Regions from separate parts of the Homo sapiens genome. Here region 1 is linked to region 2. A link is an interaction called in ENCODE POLR2A ChIA-PET data of the cell type or tissue named here. Cell type or tissue: B cell. All regions are shown on one strand.

Region 1 (2,500 bases), 94 kb after region 2:
TTGAGGAACAAGAGACAGCAGCAGTGAAAGGAAATTCCTACAGCAAACCAGGTGCATCGCTTCCAGGTAAAGTGAAGAAACTGCTACCACAAAGGCAGGGAATTCTCTTTTTTATGCACTGATGTATCCTCAGCCTGAAGAATAGCATCCAGCTCATAATAAGTGCTCAATAAATATTTGCAAAATGAATGAATAACCCTTCCTTGATAAATCATAATGAGCTGTAAATGCTATTTCTGATCAAACAATATGCCTTATACTTACTGATTCTGTAAATCAAATCATACACACATATACTCATCATTTAATTTCATCTGATCACAAGGTTATAGGTTAGACAGAAATGTTAGCATAATTCCCATTTTAAATGAGAAAATTAAGGCTTAAAGAAGCTTTAAAAGTTGTTAGCTATCTAAGCCTTTATAAATAGAATAAATTCAAAGACATTTAGAGCAGAGGGGACCTCAGAGATTTTCTCCCATAAATCTTTCATTTGTAGATGAGGAACTAAGGCCCAGGAAGAATAAGTGAATTACAAATTATCATACAACTAATAATACAAGAGAATTCAAATATTTTGATTACACAGTAATTCTGAGATATAGGGGCCTTTTCCTTTTCACCAGGCTCACAATTCCATAGGAACATATGCAAGATCAGAGCAGAAGGTGAAAAAGAAATATTATTAATTGGTAACTTATTCAGAAACAAAAATTATTGGAAAAGTTTGGCTATCAATGGTGGAGAATAACTTCTAATTTCATATTTATTACTTAACTTTCTAAAAACAAGTGATTTTCCCAGGTAGGGTGAAGGTTGCCAACCATTCTCTAAATTTTCAAGTTCAGTAACTTGAATAAAATGCAGATCTCAATTTTTGCATACCATGTAAACTGCCTTTAATTTTGCCCTCGGTAGAATCATGGAAGGCAATTTTTAAAATATTGTATCTTTCAACTTCTTAAATGTTCTCAGGCTAAGCCCCTGACTAAGCTAGTGATATTATATGTGAAATAAGCCAGGCACAGAAACACAAATACTGCATGATCTCACTTACAATGTAGAAGGAATCTAAAATAGTTGAATTCACAGGGGGGCAGAGAGTAGTCTGGTAGCTATCAGAGTTCCAGCAGTTGAGGATGGGGGTGAGATGTTGGTCAAAGGATACAAAATTTCAGTTAGACAGGAGGAATAAGTTCAGGAGGTCCAGTGTATATGATGATTATACTTAATAACAATGTATTGCATAATTATGCAGCTTGGGTCTGGCACAGTAGCTCATGCCTATAATCCCAGGACTTTGGGAGGTCAAAGCAGGAGGATCACTTGCATCCAGGAGTTGGAGATCAGCCTGGGCAACATAGTAAGATCCCATCTCTACAAAAATAAAAAATTAGCTGAGCATGGTGACACATGCCTGTAGTCCCAGCTACTCGGGAGGCTGAGGTGGGAGGATCACTTGAGCCAGGGAGGTCGAGGCTGCAGTGAGCTATGATTGTGCCACTGCACTCAGCCTGTGCAACAGGGAGACCCTGTCTCAATAAAAGGTCTGTGAGGTAATAAATATGTTAATTGTCTTGACTTGGTCATTCCACAATATAAGCATATATGTATCAAAACATGTTGCATACCACAAATACATATAATTTTTATTTGTCAACTTAAATAAAATTAATAAATAATAAGCTAGCAAAAGTAATCGGCATGTGACTTTCAATTAAAAAAAAGAAGGTTCATCTTAGAAGATATAATTATTGATGACAGGACATCCTTTCAACTAGTAAGTTACCAGATTTATAGTAAGGAAAGACGAAGTCCCATTTCTGTTAACTCTTAAACTAGGATATGTCACTAACAAATATCTGTCTAATAGGAAACATGATACTCTGACATGGCTGTTTTGATGTAGCCACTTTTACTCAACATTTTGACAGCTCTTTTGTACATAGTGTTCTTAATAGCCAAATAAAATGTTTTTTAAAAAGAAATAATAAGTGCTATATGAAACTTGAATGAGTTTCCTGAACCTATCCCTGAACCTGAATCAGATCTTTCCTGTGTCTCCCAACTTGTCCCCTAGACTCAACCCACCAAATCAAATTTTTTAAATGTTGATGGCATGTTCTAGGTGCTATAAATGGAGCTGCACTGTAGTTCCTGCTCTCATAAAGCTTCCATTTCTGTCGGGGAAAATCGCATGAAAAAATAAATTATATTTAAGAAGAGTGAAACATGTATTAAATAGATTACTATGCTGGCCTTGGAAAGGAAATCTGATAACCCTGAGCCTCCTGCCCTCCCTGACCCTAAGCCTCAGAGATGGTGTTGGGATGCCTGTGAGTACATTAGTTGGTAATTTAAAAACTTGAACATTTAATGCTCCTAGAGACTGTGCAATTGGTCTGAATATGAAAACATTACTGATACCCAAACTGCCACATCAAAATAACTATGTAAATATTTTTCCAATTTTCTCACTTCAGAGGCCTTTAAAACACTT
Region 2 (2,500 bases):
ATTCACCCAATATTTAGGAGACAGTATTATGAGAAGGGCCACAATTCCTGGTTTAAATCATCAAGTACCCAGGTGACAGATTACACAGAGTGCGAGAAATGATTTGTCCAATAATTCACAGTTAAGAGTGGCTAACAAGAGACTCAGGACCAGGACTTCTGGCCCAAATCTGGGCTGTTTCATATTTGTAGAATAGTTTCCTAAATATTTTACTCCATCTAGGTATGCAAACAACTCCATTTGTTTTAAGACAATTATTGGCAAGAAGCCTGCAAAGAACCTTCAAAACAAATGGATACTGGGGAAAGGGGAGGTGTTTGGCAAGAATTCGCTAAGAACCAGAATCCAGCCCCAAGACCTCCAGTCTGGGAAAACTGTAGCAAGACCCCTAAAGCCAGGGCTCTTGCTGGCGGGGAAGGCAAAACTTGCCAGCCCTGCCCTGAAGCTTGGGAAGAAGCTGAGTTTGTGTTCCCCTCCCTCCAGTTTGGGCACTGAATTTCTCAGAACAGCCGTTACCATGACTGCAACCTCTCGCAGGGGTGAGGAAATGGAATGCACAGACAAATAGTTAGAAGCTGGAAGTCATCCTAAGCTAGAATCTGTGCATTTGCTCCCTTTGAACCTCTCAGAAACAGGGACACATGAAATTTGTTCTTTGTATCCGATGACAAGAACCTGAGAGAACAATTGGATATTCACCCATTGCCTGCAGCATCAGTGAGGAAGAATCACTTTTCATAGCCAACCAGGTTACAGAGTAGAAGAAATGATGCAAGAATTAGCAGACACAGAAGATAATGACTGAAACTCTGCCCTAGCACCATGGCAGTCTGAAAGGATCTCCACACTTTCTCAGGAATAGTCAGCCCTCGGATCTAGCATGACGGTTACAAATAGAGCAACAGCTCAATGACCGAATTAAACTAACTACTGGAAGAAATATAGACCCCCATTCAGGCTTATTCCAGTGTCAGTGTGGCAAATGGCCTTGATGAGCTAGGATCTGAAAAGGAACCAAAAGAAGGAAGAAAAAAACCCCACAGACAAAATAAAAGCATATTACCTTCTTACCCCCTGTTTTTATTGAAGTTCAAAGCAAACAGGAAAAGACTTTTAAAAAGAAGCACAAAAAAAAAAAAAAAGGCATTCAGTGGTGAGAAATGACAGCCCTCAGCATGGCAAGAATGAGTAGACAGATGCCTGGAACAGTCAGTGAGAATTCTCAATTTTGAGCACAGCATCACACTGCAAACGGTTTGTTGTGATTTAGAGAGACAAAAGCAAGCTTTAGAGTCATCACAGTGAAGAGGGTTTTACTTTGTTTTTGTTGTTGTTGTTTTGTTTTGTTTTGTTTTAGACGGAGTCTTGCTCTGTCACCCAGGCTGGAGCACAGTGGCACAATCTAGATCTTGGCTCACTACAACCTCTGCCTCCGGCATTCAAGCAATTCTCCTGCCTCAGCCTCCCGAGTAGGTGGGATTACAGGAATGCACACTATGACGGCTAATTTTTTGTATTTTTAGTAGAGACGGCATTTCACCACGTTGGCCAGGCTAATCTCAAACTCCTGACCTCAGAAGATGCTCCCGCCTCAGCTTCCCAAAGTGCTGGGATTACAGGCATGAGCCAACGCACCCGGCCAAGAGGATTTTACCTCTAGGCAAAGCCCCCACAAGGGAATTTCTTCAATATGACCATTGTGCTCAGCTACTGCAGAAAAAAATGCCCTATTGATGAGGGGGTATAACGGTGGTCCAGAAAATTCAACAGTAGAAGGTTAGGGATTAAGAAAATGAAAAGTGAAAGAAAAGAGGGACATTTCAAGAAAAAAAAAGTTTCAGCAGCATATTATCTTTTAACACACAGAAATTTTAATGGTGCTTATTTCTAGTTGATAAGACTATTTTTCTTCATTTTGCTAAACTCATCTTTTCTTGATAATGCATATGTGTTTGTTGTATAATAAAAAAGTTTAAAAGGTAGCAGGGTTGTGTTGAGCCTAAAGATCTATACTGATTTATCATAACGAACTGTGTTATTATTTTTTAGTAAAATAGAAAATCTGGGTAATAATGGTAGTAAATCTATAACAGCAACTTAGTATTTGAAAGGTGGAAAAAATTCTAAACCTTTGAATTATCAACATTGAATTCTTTATATAAATTTTGGTTATTTTGCTCTTCTAGTTTTCTTTGGTAGTCTTATAATTTTACTAAATCAAACATCACAAATATTAACCTCTGTTTCATCGGATATATTTTCTTAAACCAGCATAATCAAAGCCATTTTATTTCTCTTTGGTCCTCTAGGACTAAATATATCACCACTCATTACAGCAACGTTGTTTGATGGTAAAGAAAATTCTCTTTTATTTTTGAAGTAAAATTACTGGACACAAAAATATGTTACACTAAAGAGAACTTTTTAATTTTTGAAATTGAAAGCTCAGTTATACAAATCACCAGAAACTGGTAAGTACAGTTTGCAGTAATTTCTGTCT

The links. Peaks named below come from ENCODE experiments on the same cell type or tissue, not always from the same donor. Only the 100,000 strongest peaks of a DNase experiment are listed, where the experiment ranks them.
Region 1: POLR2A ChIA-PET joins it to region 2 with 7 read pairs; 4 of 35 experiments call an interaction of 5 or more read pairs at or near these places.

Annotation. Positions count from the first base shown.
Region 1 is chr10:88,905,663-88,908,162 of GRCh38, reverse strand. The region is part of intron 3 of STAMBPL1 (STAM binding protein like 1); the gene reads right to left. Among named protein-coding and RNA genes, the nearest start is that of ACTA2-AS1, 26 kb to the left of the region's middle. In B cell, no CTCF peak of the experiment used is centred here; no DNase peak of the experiment used is centred here.
Region 2 is chr10:88,999,906-89,002,405 of GRCh38, reverse strand. The region is part of intron 1 of FAS (Fas cell surface death receptor); the gene reads right to left. Among named protein-coding and RNA genes, the nearest start is that of FAS-AS1, 8.2 kb to the right of the region's middle. In B cell, no CTCF peak of the experiment used is centred here; no DNase peak of the experiment used is centred here; H3K27ac peaks cover 1,811 bases.